2 separate regions of the Mus musculus genome follow, and region 2 is linked to region 1. Evidence: chromatin loops called from intact Hi-C (ENCODE). Cell type or tissue: left cerebral cortex. All regions are shown on one strand.

The links. A loop is a pair of places that touch in the nucleus more often than their neighbours do. Peaks named below come from ENCODE experiments on the same cell type or tissue, not always from the same donor. Only the 100,000 strongest peaks of a DNase experiment are listed, where the experiment ranks them.
Region 2: it touches region 1 in a loop (2.6-fold over the local background); 7 of 42 quality-filtered maps call a loop at or near these places.

Annotation. Positions count from the first base shown.
Region 1 is chr5:31,877,170-31,885,169 of GRCm38, reverse strand. The region is part of intron 6 of Babam2 (BRISC and BRCA1 A complex member 2); the gene reads right to left. Among named protein-coding and RNA genes, the nearest start is that of Gm52770, 120 kb to the left of the region's middle. In left cerebral cortex, no CTCF peak of the experiment used is centred here; DNase peaks (open chromatin) are centred at 2,652, 3,042 and 3,410; H3K27ac peaks cover 1,416 bases.
Region 2 is chr5:31,692,776-31,700,775 of GRCm38, reverse strand. Rbks (ribokinase) reads left to right here and starts at 3,166. Exons shown (of 8, transcript NM_153196.1): 1 at 3,166-3,266. The coding sequence starts at 3,175. It overlaps Babam2 (BRISC and BRCA1 A complex member 2), which reads right to left and starts at 2,726. Exons shown (of 12, transcript NM_144541.1): 1 at 2,699-2,726. In left cerebral cortex, no CTCF peak of the experiment used is centred here; DNase peaks (open chromatin) are centred at 2,297, 2,577, 2,783 and 3,098; H3K4me3 peaks cover 1,895 bases; H3K27ac peaks cover 1,740 bases.

The sequences.
Region 1 (8,000 bases):
GAAGTCAGCAGAGAAGGATGTTAATCATTAACTTGGCTTTCCAACATAAATCAATTGGAATATTTGATCTGAGTTTGGATTATCCCTCAGAATAAGGAGAAACAGGTGTATACACGACTGAATATGCAAACCTCACAGCACACAAAGGCAAGGGCAATAATTTTTGCCATTTTTAATTTAACCTGTCTTCTTAAAGCTAACAAACTTCTTTTTTTTTATTAGATATTTCCTTTATATACATTTCAAATGCTAGCCCGAAAGTTCCCTATACCCTCCCCCGGCCCTGCTTCCCTACCCTGCTCCCTTACCCACCCACTCCCACTTCTTGGCCCTGGCGTTCCTCTGTACTGGGGCATATAACGTTTGCAAGACCAAGGGGCCTCTCTTCCCAATGATGGCCAACTAGGCCATCTTCTGCTACATATGCAGCTAGAGACACGAGCTCTGGGGGTACTGGTTAGTTCATATTGATGTTCCACCTATAGGGTTGCAGACCCCTTCAGCTCCTTGGGTGCTTTCTCTAGTTTCTCCATTGGGGACCCTGTGTTCCATCTTATAGCTGACTGTGAGCATCCACTTCTGTATTTGTCAGGCACTGGCATAGCCTCATACGAGACAGCTGTAACTGGGTCCCTTCAGCAAAATCTTGCTGGCATATGCATATGCAATAGTGTCTGAGTTTGATGGCTGATTATGGGATGGATCCCTGGGTGGGATAGTCTCTGGATAGTCCATCCTTTCATCTTAGCTCCAAACTTTGTCTCTGTAACTCCTTTCATGGACAACAAAGTCCCTATTCTAAGGAGGAATGAAGTATCCACCCATTGGTCTTCCCTCTTCTTGATTTTCTTGTACTAACAAACTTCTAAACAACATTCTATGCGGTTTCCTATGGCTTTCGTATGGCTTTGCTCATCTATGACTTGACTTGTTTGTGACACACTGTCAAATAATGAAGACCCCCACCCCAGAAATGGAAATATTCAGTGAGAGAGAGAGAGAGAGAGAGAGAGAGAGAGAACATGAAATGAGAAAAGTATTCTTTGCTTTCAGTGAGAGTCCTTACAAAGACAGGACAACATAAGTGGACAAAGGCCTACGAAAAGGTTGAAGAACTCACTCAGTCTCTGCGAATACAGAGTCACCTCCTTAGGCTCTTTCTTGTCCAACCCTCACTCTATTATGCCTTTTTTTTTCCTTGAGAGAGATAATGCAAACAGAAGAGTAATGTGTATTCCAAGAAAAGCTTCAAAAGTGGTTTAAAAACCAAAAATAAACAAAGAAACAAAACCATTGAGCAGAGATCTGGCTTTCCCAGCCTGAGGGAAGTTATAAGCACTAACTGCTTTCATACCTCTTTCGATTTCAGGATTTCAATTCCAAACATCTAGAGACAGAGGAACAGCCCAGAAACAAGAAATAAGGGTGTGATGTAACTTTTGTGAACAGCATAGGTATTGAAACCCATATGGATAGATGGTGAAGCGTGGAGCCATGCTATTCAAACTAAGCACCAGCTAGGACATTTGATGCACATTAAAGTCTCAGAAGCACTGGCTAAGACAACTAGCAACTAAAGAAAAGAAAACAGAGGCAAACATAATACAAGGAACTGAAGAGTAACAGGGTGAGCCCTGTGACTTAAGAGAAAAAGCAGGAAGGAGATCACACTGGGCTAGGAGGCTGCATAAAATGAAGACTATGTAAAGTTTAGGAATTGTAAATAAGTATATAGACAACTAAAGAAAAACTGATAAATCAGACTTTATGAAAAAAATCAGGATTAGCAGTAAAACGGCAGGTGAGAGAAAACATCTGAGATATATATATGCATGCACATGTCTCATGTGTGTATGTGTGTGTATGTATGCATGTATGTATGTGTCTTATCGTGTAACTCTGGCTGGCTTTGAACTCACTATGTAGACCAGGCTGATACTGAACTCACAGAGATCTGCTTGCTTCTATCTCCCCAGTGCTGGGACTAAAGATATGTACAACCACACCATCTACACCATATTTTTATCACAAGTTAATATCCAGAACACATACAGAACCCCTGAAACTCAACAAGACAATAAACAATCTGATGTTAAAATGTGCAAAGAATTTGAGTAGACTTTTACCCAAATAAGATGAACAAATGGCCAGTGAGCTCATGAGAAGTTGTTAGTAACCCAAAACACAGTGGGTGCCATCAAACACCCATGAGGACAACTTCTGTATTTAAAAGCAACGGCCCAGAAAATACCAAATACTGGTGAGGATGTGGAGAGACTGGACACCTTCCTTGCTGTTGATGGGAGTTCACTAAAGACAAACTTAGAAAATATGAAGGTAAGAACAGCCTTAGAGGCTGCACCCTATACTCTATGGAGAACTAGAGTCTGCACCTCTCTTGAGTTTGCTCAGAGCAGCCCAGGGCAACAATGGACAGGCTTCCTGGACCTGGCCACCACTTCACCTCGAGCTATTATTATTCTGTTTTATATTAAAAAGAAAAGGCTTGTAACCATTGATTCCAACACCCACAGATTCACAGACACTAAGATAAAGAAAGTGGATTATGCTATGTACAGAGCGAGTGAGTCACAGGGCAGAAACCCAAATCCAGTGTTGCTGACTCCTGCTGCAATGCTTTTCCTCTGCATGATTCTCCTAGTCCAAATTTGCTTTGAAAACTCTTTGTCACGTACTGAGGACCGTGTGAATCAGAAAGGAAATGCAAGGTCCAAAAGAGGAAGAACAGAGCAAAAATGTCCCTGCAGTGAATTATGGAGAGTAGAAATATTCATATGAGGAAAGACTATGATATTAATAGCTCTGTAATGAACCACTATAAATGTTGGACTTAGCAGAGATCTTGAGTAGGTGGATTTGCTAGAACTTTACTAATTATAGAAATGCTGATGCCAGATTTAGAAGTATAAATTGAGTTAGGAGTTCTCATTGGCCTGGATTACTAAAGAATGTTCCTCTCATTTCTAAGCTAATAGGGGCTTGAGATAGATCAATTGATGAACATTTGCAGCTTTGTGCTTATAAAGAAATTCTGAAGAGAAATTGTGACATTTCACGATGCATAACTGATGATAAAAGTAGCAAAGCATTCTTTCAAGTCATAATTCTCCAGGGAAGTTATTAACAGCTTAACGTTTCTAATTCACGCCAGAGTGTGGATTCAAGTTTCTGAGTGAACAAAAGTTTTTACTAAGTAGATATCAAAGAATGAAATTAGGCCAGCAGAAGAGGGGAAGCCCTTATTTGGGTTTCTTGACTCTGTTATTTAATCACATATGGGTAAGGACACAAGAAAATATGCATAGCAATCCAGCTCTCAAAAACTACTAAGAAATGAAACGTGTTAAAATGATAGCAACAGCAACAAACAAGGACAAAAGCAACTTCCCCAAACCTCACCAGAACATCCCAGGCTTTCCCCCATGGAGAGACAGACACACTGCCACAAGCAGGAAGCAAACAAGTAAATGAATGCTAGGTGATCCTGTTGCAGTGAGTATGTGCTTAAATGGAAGGGCAAGGCAGGGATGCTAGCAAAGGGTTGAAGCTGGGGGCTTCAGGAGGCATCAAGGAGGAAGTGATGCAGTGTTGCATGGAGTCAAAAAGGGTAGGAGATTAGAAAGACAGATGCTGAGGCACATACAGGCACAATACTATTCAGGAAGGCTGAAGCACCGGATATTGGGGGAAACTGAAAGAGATGAAGCTGAACAAGTTTAAGAACTAGATCATAAATAACCTTGATGCATCTCAGTTAAGAAACTGGGTTTTTTTTTTTTTTTCAGGGTGATGAGAAAGGAATGACAGAGTAGATACTGATATTAATGGAGTACTTATTGAATCTGGAGACCTTCAGAAACCTGAATACCTTCAGAAGGTTGGAGTGAGGACAGCATGACTGACCTGAGGTGAAGAGGGAGCACTACAGTGGTGCAGAGCATCGAGGACTACACAGAAGGGCATTCTGGCTTCTTTGGTCAACTTAACACAAATTATAGTCACCTAGGAAGAGGAACCTCAACTGAGTAATTGCCTAGATCAGATTGGCCTTGGAGTGTCTGTGGGACTTTTAAACTCATTAATTCAATTAGTTAGTTAGTTAGTTAGTTTTATAACATCCTAACTGTAGGTTCCCCTCCTTCCTCTCTTCCTTTTCTCAGTTCCTTCCCCAACCCACTTCTCCTCTTCCTTTTCTCTTCAGAAAAAGGCAGGCCTCCTTCAACCAGCCCGCTCTATGACTAGGCACCTCCTCTCCTATTAAGGCTAGATGAGGCAACCAGTAGGAGGAAAGAGCTCCTGAAGGTAGAAAGAGTCAGAGACAGCCCCTGCTTCCACTGCTGGGCTTTTACATTTTATTTTATTTTATTTTATTATTTTTGATATATGGTTGATGTAGGAAGATGCATCCTAAGGTGGCCATTCCTATAGCCTGAACAGATGGTCCCGGACTGTCTAAGGGAAGCTGGACAAGCCAATAAGAAGCATCCTTCCATAGTCTGTTTCAGTTCCCATGGTCAGGTTCCTGCTTTGAGTTTCTGCTTTGGCTTCCTTTGATGACAAGCTGTAACGTTTCAGATGAAATAAACTGTTTACACTCCAAGCTATTTGATCACAGCAACAGAGGTAAATCTGAATAAAGGGTAATTTGGTCCATGTCAGACTTCAAGCATAATGGGGAACATACTCACTCATGGGGGGAGGCAGAAGAAGCAACAATGCAAGACAGGTTCCATATCAACGGATATATAATTAAAATAAATAATACCTACATGTTTTATTATAGTAACACACTAAGATAATGAGAATCATATTTAATGCATTCAGAGGAAAAGAGAAACTGTGCCCCTGCACTGAACTGAAATTAGAAGCATCAGTTATGTACGTGTCTGTTAATACAGACAAAGACAGAATACAAAAGAACTTAGCACAAAATATACACAAATCAAAAGGTGAAGTAACTTTGTAGTGAAAACACGATAGACAGCACACTCATCAGCTTTCTACTGCTGTGAGAAAACAACAGGAGGGAGGCGGCATGAAGGAAGTTTAGTCTGGACCATGGACCAGCATTTCTAGACTGGGATTGCTTGAGCCAAGGCAACATAATCAGCATTTTCAGGAACATGTGATGAAAAAGATCTGTTTATCCCATGATGGTGGGGGAGAGGCAGAAAGAGAGGAGGGGAGAGAGAGTAGCAGAAGGAAGATGAGGAAGAGGAACTGGGGTCCCAATAATCCTGCCTCCTACATTCTGAGAGTACTGTGGGTTGGGGACCAAGCCTTTGCATGTGGGCCATTGAGGGATGCTTAAGATCCAAATTATGGTAGACAGAATCTCAAACAAGCGATGAGCACAACCTCAGCCAAGTGGCTATAGAAAGGATATGTCACCTGAGAGGAGGCGAAAGGGAAGTACAGCTCATTTCTGTGATGTCCTGTCATGAAATCCAGTCATGATAGAATATCAGACAGACCCAAAGCTTCACACACACACACACACACACACACACACACACACACACACACACACAGTTAAATGTTGTGAATGCCAAAGGAAAACTAAAGTTCTATTACAGGCTGAAGAAACACATAGCTGAAGATATCACACAATGTCAACATGAATTATTCTGCTATCAAGAACTCACTAGGTGACTTGGTGAAATTTGAATGGATCTTAAAACTGGATGGTAGTAATGAACCAATGTTAACTTCCTGAACTGCATATACAATTACTGGGAGGCTCTCACTTGTAAGAAGTATGTATCAAAGCATAAGGAGCTTGTGTCCATCATGACAAACACTTATTTTCAAATGGCCAAAGAACAGACATGCTGTAATATCTATATTTTGTAGTAAATTAGATATAGCTTTAACTTTAAAAAATTAAAAAAATATATAAATGCACCAGGAAAACAGAAAAGATCATACATTTTGAAAACAGAAACTCAGGGACAGGCATTGTGGCACATGCCTAAACTTCCAGCATTCAGATGGCTGAGGCAGGAAGACAGTGAATGGGCCAGCTGTGACATCTAACAGGACTTTATCTTTAAAAAACCAAACCAAGCAAACAAAAACACAGAAATACATTAACAAATGTACAGAATGTTTATATTCAATTGCATACCAAGACTTGTGTACATATATGGGCTTAATAATTCTCTCAAATATTGCTGTTTTTCTCTAATCGGAATCTTATCAAGTTTTATCACAGCAATCTACCAGGGTAGACAGCTTTTCTCCGATCACAGAGTTAAGGTTTCATATCTAAAATAGCCAAATCTGTACTAGCAATGCTTCTCTTGGGAGTTGCCTCATACGGCTCATTTCTATCTGGGTGCTATGCATCATGATGAGACATAATCCCCAACAAGCCATCAAGATAGATACAATTATCACCTGCTTTGTGCAGGCCTAGACATTTCTCAAAGATACTACACAAAATGCCTGGAGCCTCCAACTCTGTATTAGCAGGGAGGGCACCTGGAGACAATTCTACCCTCAGGACTCTGGCCCATGCTTTCCCATCACAATCTAGGGCTTTACTGGGTACGAGACATCACATTGCTCACTGAGACAGAGACAAATATGAGTGAAACGAGTTCTCAGAGAACAAACTGTTTCAGTCTTTTCTTTCTAGTGTGTGGTCTTCTCTCTCAGCATGACTCTCTAGACATTGGGTAACCTAGGTCAGCGCTTCTCTATTGTTTATTCTCTCACTGGAGAAAAACCCCTTGTACTGGCTAGTTTTGTGTCAACTCGACACAAGCTGGAGTTATCACAGAGAAAGGAGCTTCAGTTGAGGAAATGCCTCCATGAGATCCAACTGTAAGGCATTTTCTCAATTAGTGATCAAGGGGGAAAGGCCCCTTGTGGGTGGGACCATCTCTGGGCTGGTAGTCTTGATTTTAAAGAGAGCAGGCTGAGCAAGCCAGTAAAGAACATCCCTCCATGGCCTCTGCATCAGCTCCTGCTTTCTGACCTGCTTGAGTTCCAATCCTGACTTCCTTGGTGATGAACAGCAGTATGGAAGTGTAAGCCCAATAAACCCTGACCTCCCCAACTTGCTTCTTGGTCATGATGCTTTGTCCAGGAATAGAAACCCTGACTAAGACACCCCTGAAGCCTGAAGCTCTACAAATGTGTCTTAGAATGCAAAGGTGAAAAAGGCTTTCTTAATGTACTGGGCTCGATGAGTTTATGAAGTCTGTGACCTATGACCTGTCTGATCAGCTAAATATGCAAAGAACAACCCACACAAGAGGAGCATGGTGCTAAATATAGCTACTTAAAAATGATCTGGTATTAGCTAAGACGAAGATCGCCGGGCAGTGGTGGGGATCCCAGACCTTGGGAGGCAGAGGCAGGTGGATTTCTGAGTTCAAGGCCAGCCTGGTCTACAAAGTGAGTTCCAGGGCAGCCACTGCTACACAGAGGAACCCTGTCTTGAAAAGCCAAAAAAAAAAAAAAAAAAAAAAAAAAAACCAAAAAAAGAAAAGATCATGCTAGGAAATATTAGGAGCTCCAGAATGGTGGTGACCTTCTGACCCTCAGGTTTCACTTGGGCAAATCTCCTAGGAAGCTCTCAGAAATCACAGCCAGGTCCTGCTATGGGCCTGGAGAAGCAACGAGGCTTTGAATGTGTCTATCTGTGAAGACGCTAACACTCTTCCCATCTACGTGATGATGTGAAACCCAGATGCCAGACAAGAGCAGAGGGAGAGGAATGGAACGGCACCTCACTGAATCAGCAATTCCTCAATCACACTCATAATACAGAACAGGACACATTTAGCATTCCTTCCATAATTCTTATTTGTCCATTAAAAACACTGGCTGTAAAATCTTCCTGAACTTTTGAGAAGTATACATATAGTGGGTAAACTTTCACAAAAAAGCCATAATCTAAAATGAGAGACATGATATAAGAACTACAGAATTACTTTCAAGGTTCTATTGGGGGAAAGAATATCCCCAAA
Region 2 (8,000 bases), 180 kb after region 1:
GGGCTCACCAGTCTAGCCAAAACCGTGAAGCCCAAAGTCAGTGAGAGACCCTCTCTCTAATCTAAGGTCAAGGACGATAGAGGAAGATACTCAACACTATCCTCTCTCCAAATCATGTACACACACACATATATATGCATACTCTATACACAGACATACCATGTACACACATGCACACAAATCATAGGGGTTAAATACAGCTAAATCTGGGGGATAAAGGTACTTGACACTTAAATTATAAAAACATAGGGCAGAGATTTATGCGTGTCCAGATATTAAGCAACAAAGACAAATTGAATCTTTTCAGTCTTTGATTTTCTGGCACTGCGAAGTCTTTACACTTGATAATACAAAAGCAATAAATCACACGTATGTGATTTGGATGTTCACGGAGCTGCAGGAGAGTGTGCACGAACTCCTAATAGGTGAAAGCTACTGCTTTAGAGGTGAATAAGTCAATTCAAATGACTACTGTCTCTCTCCATCTGAAAGATTAATCCCACAATGAAAGCAAATTCATTCCCATCCAGGTACAATTATGAGTACCTGCTGTTCTGGTTTCTAAGCACTGTGCCACATAAGAATTTATAAGCTCTGCTAAACTGAATGTTTGCTTTATCATTGTAGTTACACACACACACACACACACACACACAGTGACACCATGATGCCCCCCCCCGAAATATTTGTGAGGTGCTTAAGCTTTACACAGTATACTTTAGTCTCTACATGGTTGTCTTCTGACTCTTGGGAGCTGGCCTCCCCATACATTCTAATACATCTAACATGAGCAAATGTCTCCTTTCCTATATATAGTATCTATCATAAAAATACATATATCTTATAGCATGGCATGACTTATAAGTCACTTCCATATGCAGCCTTGCCATTCATCTTCACAGTCTGGTATAAGGCATGTTTCTAATTCCCACATTCCAGGTGACTTGGGTAACTGTTTCTGGACAGTAGGCTCACCCACACTATCACTTTGAAGACTTTTCTAAACTCCACAGTCCTGCCTGATGTCTGCCCACTATGTCACAGTTCCTGGAGGGGGATGCTCATTTACTTCACATTCAAAACACACAGAGTCATCTGAGAAGCAAGCAGAAGGATATCTTATGACAAAAAAAAAAAAAAAAAAACTGTTCCATGGTTTGTTTTTTTCCTCAGAGTATCTAATTTACACCAAATTTCTCCAAGAAAGAGAAATCAAACTAACACCTCACACATGATCTCTGTTACTCACCTCTCTGCACAAACATCCACTCCCCCCCCACACACACACACAGTTTCTTAATGAATACTGTTTCCATTTTGTAAATACAAAAGCTAAAGACCAGCCAAATCAAGTTACTTATTTAATGTCACATAAAGAACAAACAGAAGGACTGAAATTCAGGTCCAGAGCTCTCTCAAATTCCACTATTCCTATCCTCTTCTCAAGCATTAATTACAATGGCCACTAAAGAAAGCACCAAGGTGAATTTTTAAAGCATACACTTCGGTAAATATAAAGACAAAGTCACGAATTTATACACATGATTGCTTTACAGCTAGACACCAACTAGGCTCCTGCTGATCCAGTGTTGGTACTAGCCTGAATGATTCACTAATTAAATGCCAAAGGAAACAACCTTCTCCAGACGCCAAACCACACTAGTGATTATGAAAACCCATTCCACTTCAGCAACTGTCAAGACGTTAGGATCACACCTGAGGGAATGGATTTCTGTCTTTATCTCCAGAACAGCAGCTATAATACAAGTTTTTGACAGTGCAAGGTTTTGTGCAGCTTCAAGATGTTTCAGTAAGTGTGACTTCACTAACAAATGAAAGTTAAAAAAAAAAAAAACTATACTGACTCCAAAATCAGGAATTTGAAGAGAAAAAAAAAAAAAAAGATGATTCTTTGGTACAATATGCAGGGATATGGATTAGAAACACACACCTCTCCTTTACATATGGCACCATTATAACTGATTCCAGAGAAGCAGGAAATTTTGGTGACCTGCCTCTCTTGAATGCTTGTTTTGCAATTTGTATTTCCTGATTTTGATGTATTGCAGACGGAAGATGCAAATATATAATTTTTATAAAAAAATCTGCTGCCGCAAGATAAGGTCACATGAGGTCTTTTAGTGGGCAGGCTGTCTGGGGAACACAAAGACGTATAAAGCACCATCTAGGCTCTCGCAATTAGGAGAGGATGACAAACACGGAAACATGTGCCCCCGTTGACGTCATGGAACGGAAAGGGGTGGCCTCCTGCTGCATCACGTCCACGTCATATGGCGCACGAGGGAAGTTACTGTGGGGGAGCAATTTCTCCACTGGGCAACATCAGGGAGGGGCGGGGAGAGCGAATTGGTTCCGATCCAAAGAATGTCCACCCATTCTGAGGAGAATCTAAAGGGATCCAACCCTTTCTCCCAAATTGTATGATGCCCTCATCAAGTGCAAAAAGAGGCGGGCTTCATCAGAAACCAGGACTGAACGAGATACGTGGAGAAAGAGAAGCCTCAGATCTTGGGGGCGGCTCTTGAGGGAATCCGCGTGCTGTGGGGCGAGCGGGGCATCTTTGGAACGCGGGCCTTCTCTTGAAGAGGCTAGCTCTCTGGCCATACTCAAACATGGCTCTCTGCGCCACCTGTGCGACTGAGATCCAACCTCCCCGCACCAGCCCGGGTCCAGGTACCTGGAACTTAAGTCCGATCAGTAACCGGCGACTAGACGGGGTACAGGTTACCCGAGCGCGCCCCCGACCGACGCACCGACCTGCGCGCGAACCGCGGGCCGGATGCGTGCGCGCTCCCCCGGACGTCCCGCCCTCTCCGGAGCCGGCCGGGCGTGCGCGTCCCCGCGCCGAGAAGCCGGAAGCTGAGGAAGGCGACCGGGTAGCGCCTGAAGGTTCCCGGGAGCTCTGGCCTAGTGCTTGGCGCGCTCTGTCATTCTCGCCGTGGCGGCCGGGCCCTGTGCTTGTGAGGCGGGGCAGGAACACCGGTCCCAGAGGGATCAGGACTAGCCAAAGGCCGGAGAGATTTCGGGCATTTGGGAGGGCGACCGGCACAGGCGGGTGGAACGCCCGCGTCGTTAAGGAGGACGGGGCGGCGTCCCTGGTTACGGGGTCAGGCAAAGGGCAAAGGGCAGCGTCAGGGTTGAGCAGGATTAGTAATGGCGGCGTGTGGGGAGCCCGGGAGGCCCTGGCAGGAGGAGGAGGCAGCAGCGGTGGTAGTGGTGGGTTCCTGCATGACCGACCTGGTCAGGTTAGTGCGGGGCCGCAGCGCAAGGTCTCGGGAGGGCGAGCCACACTGTGGATGCCCGGGCCTCGGATCGGTGGGCACCCACCATTGGAACTTTCCTGAAAGCTTCAGGTTTCCAAGCACGACTTCTGAGGTGAAAAGGCAGAATTCAAGTTTGTGGAGGTCAATGACAGAGGAAGGGACAGGGATGGGGGGTGGGGGGACTGAATGAAAGCTTTGATAGACACCCCCACCTACGGGCGCCCCCAAACACCTGCACCTGTTTCCTTGGCCAGGCTGCCCCATGACATTTTAACCTCTGAGAACATGATGTACCTACTTCACAGGGTTGAGAGCACAAGAAGTGTTTTGTCCACCAGACCCAACTGGGTATTACTGGATTGAACACGTGAAAGAAGGCACTGAGGCAAACACCTTTTCACTCATGTTGGCATTCCTGCAGTGTTCCATATTTACAGTTTACTTTTATGTGGAAATGTAACCATGGGCCAACCTTTGTGGTGAACCTAAGTGTGAATTCAAAATTTAAAACACACACACACACACACAAACATGACAATTACAGCCACTAAAAACCTGACCAAATAGTGCTAAATGAGAATAGTTGAGTTAGGTCAGAGAGGTTGTAGGGAAGATCCTTCTGCTTTGTCGTCTGTTTTTATGAAAACAGCTTTCCAAGCAGATAAGCAATATACATTGTAGAAAAAAAAATAGTTCAGGTATTCCAAAAAACTCAGGCCATATAATTCTGTTTATGTTAATAACCATATTTCCCAGCAACTTAGTGTCATCGGTCCCTAAACTATTTTTCCAAAAGATAGCAGAGAACTTTGAAATAAGGCCTTGGGGTAATCAAAACAACCAAACCCTTTCACCAAACTACCTATATCTACTTTAAAAACAGCTCCAGGGGCCTCATATATCTAACTTAATCTTGCTTAAAACATTATAAATTGTTATCAGATTCATCAAGATGGCTATGAGGTAAAGGTGCTTGACTAAAGCCTAATGCCCTTCAGTTCCTGGAGCCCAGTATGGTGGAAGGACACTACATATGTGATGCATGAGTGTGTACACAATAGATAGATAGATAGATAGATAGATAGATAGAATAAATAAGTCTATGCTTTCAAATTACCAAACACAACAGAAAAGATGGAATTAAAAAGGAGACTGGGGCCGGGCGTGGTGATGCACGCCTTTAATCCCAGCACTTGGGAGGCAGAGGCAGGCGGATTTCTGAGTTCCAGGCCAGCCTGGTCTACAAAGTAAGCTCCAGGACAGCCAGGGCTACACAGAGAAACCCTGTCTCGAAAAAAACAAAAAAAAAAAAAGAAAAAGAAAAGAAAGAAAGAAAAAGGAGACTGGGAGAGGCAAGTTAATTGACAAAAACCCTGATATGTTGTAGGGACTACAGAAATGGCCTCAACAGTTAAGAGCATTGGATAAAAACCACCTGTAACTCCCATCTAAAGGGTCCCACACCTCCAAGTGCATTGCTTTCCTACACACAGAGTTAAAAGTAAAAAAATGATTTTTTTAAATGAAGCAATAACAGAAGAGCTACAAATAATTAAAGTTTATATAATTTTGTGTGTGGTGCTAGATATTGAACTCAGGTCCGTTGCATGGCTAGTAAATACTTTACTACTAAACTACACTTATAGCTTTTAATTTTATTATTTGAGACAGAATCTCACTAAGTTCCCCATGCTGAACTTGTACCATGTAAGTTAGGCACTTGACCATGCTATCTTGCTGTAGCTGGGATTACAGGCTTACAGCCCCAAGTCTGTCTCTAAATTCTAAATTTTCCTTTTTCAGAAATGTTTGAGCTGCTACCTTGTCCTAAGTTACGCTGAGGCAGGCATGATTTTCTGTACTGGAAGACAATATAGCTGGAGACCTTTGGTGAGGAGGCTTATGTGTATTTTTCTAGGGGAAGATGTCAGCACATCTTTCTGTAAAGCTCCAGATAGTAAAGATTTAAGTTTGGCAGGTCACATTTGGAAGTGTGAAAAGTCCTTTGTCTTCATTAGGATTTTATTGCTGTGAACAGACACCATGACCAAGGCAACTCTTATAAAGGACAACATTTATTTGGGGCTGGCTTACAGTTCAGAGGTTCAGTCCATTATCATCAAGGAGGGAGCATGGCAGCATCCAGACAGCATGGTGCAGGAGGTGCTGAGAGTTCTACAGTTTCCTCTGAAGGCTGCTAGCAGAATACTGACTTCCAGGCAGCTAGGATAAGGGTCTTAAAGCCCACACCCACAGTGACACACCTACTTCAACAGGGCCACCTTGTAATCATGCCACTCCCTAGGCCGAGCATATGCAAAGGGTCTCGTCATTCTGATCTCCCAGATAAGGAATGCTGCAGACTAACCTGTCCATAAGTCCCTGTGTGTAGGCTGTCTCCAGTCCATCCTAACTAACTTAATCCCAGTGGCAGTTCTTGAAGAAAAGGTAGAATGTGGTGTTTGTTTTAGATCAAAGTAGGGAATGCGGTGGCTGAGCAGATGGATGAGCACTGACTGCTCTTCCAGAGGTTCTGAGTTCAATTCCCAGCAACCACATGGTGGCTCACAACCATCTGAAGTGGGATTCGATGCCCTCTTCTGCTGTGACTGAAGACAGCGACAGCGTAGTATACTCACATATATAAAATAAATCTTTTTTTAAAACACAGGGAGAATATTTCACTTTAGAAATAGTTCCATCAAGAACATACAAAGTTAGGGGTTGTTACTCAGTTGTCAGGTACATGTTCAGCATGGGCCAAGTCCTGGGCTCAGTCCACCACCTTCTGAGAAGCTTAACCATCACACACTAAAGACAGCCTAATGTCTCTTAAGGTGGTTAGTCTTCAGACTTCAGGGGATGAGGGATACCCAGAGGCAAAGGCTAATTTTATGATGTCAGAATTTTAAAATTTCAGAAGTAGAGAAATTTTACGGGCTATTAATCCTAGCCCCTCAGTTTATAGATAAGTAAGCCAGGGCCTAGAAACTTACATTATGGATAAATGTCCTAATTTCCCTTGTCATTTTCTTATAAAATATTTGAGTTAATATTTTTCATATGAGTCACTAATTAAAAACTCTTCCCTAGACTACTAATTTCCATAGATTTTTCTTAAAAAGTTTTCATGATCTGTTTGGGTTTTTTTATATATATACCTTGTTTTTATTCAGAACCCTGAATAAAATTGGTCTGGCTTTGTTTGTAAAATATGTGTCATGGTTATATTAGTTTCCTACTACTGCTGAAACAATTTGCCATAGATTTGATTGCCTTAATATTATTATAGCTCTGGAGGTCATAAGTCTTGCTTAGTAATCACTAAACTAAAATCAAGGAGTCAGTAGGTGAGGTTCCTTTCTGGGAGATGTTTTCTTAATGTTTATAGCTTCTCTGTTACTTTTTTAGTCAGGTCCCCTTCATCTTAGTAGCAAACAGTAGTTGGTTAAGTCTTTCTCACATAGCATCAGCCTAACTCATTCCATGTGCACTATAAGAACCCTTGTATTACACTGATCCCAGCTAAATAACTCAAGATAATCTCCTTCTCTTATTATATCTTATTGGCTATTCACTACCTAAGTTCTCCTTTGCTGTATACAAGATATTTCTAAATTGGAGAGATTACGGTATGCATCTTTTAAGAGCATTTTACTCACACTGTATATCAGCATCAAATAACCTTACACTATCACTTAGGGAACCTTTGGATCTTTTCAGTCCACCCTCACTCACATTTGCATATGAGGTGACCAAGAGCTTAAACAGGTCACTTCTGATCACACAGCCAGTCAAAGGCAAAATGAAGGCTGAAACCCAGAAGGCCCAGACTTTGTTTCCTTCCTATCATTCTCTCTAAGAGACCAATACTAGTGCCTTTTTGTGTAAATTCCATGTGGAAATTTGTAGTCTCTGTATATTCACTGTTTATCTTGGACACTGGTAAAGAATAACTAAAGATCTTCAAATCTAAAAGTAGCATCTTCATTACTCCATTACTCTCATTGTATTCCTGCATTTAATGTAGCCAGCCTAGACATCATGCCTGTACTATAGAATTACTTTAGAAGTAAATGCTTCACTAAGCCTTTTTGGAAGGCATCCAAGTCCAACTCACTTTATATACTGCTGAGTGCCAGACACTGATAATTCAATCAATGAGCCTTTTTTTTAATTTTAGTTTTCTATGTGTAGTAAGCTCCATGTAGTAATAATTCTTAAAACTCCTTCATTCATCCAGCTGACATTTTGTAATGCCCATCTGTGTTTATCATTATCCTGTCTAAAGTTTCATGAGGTTTCATGTTGTATCAAGCATGATGGCACATGCCTGGAATCCAGCACTTGGGAAATGGGAGAAAGAAAGAAAAAAAGAAAGAAAAAAAACCGACAGCAGGGTCATCCTCAGCCACACAAGGAGTTTAAAGCCAGTCTGTGCTACACGAAACCCTCCCTGTCTTTAAAAACGGTTTCATGTTACAACGAAAAGAGAAATCAAATCTGGTCTAAGGAAAGATATGAAAATACATGATTCTTTTTTATATGTTCAGTTTACAGATCTGCATTAATTATACTTTAAGTCCTTATTTTTTATAGCATGTATATCACCCGTTCTTTTCGGTCATTCAACTCATTTTTATTGGATTTACACTATGTATCAGTTTCTGCCCTAGTTAGAAAAGATACACAGACAAAAATTTCTGCTTTGTAAAG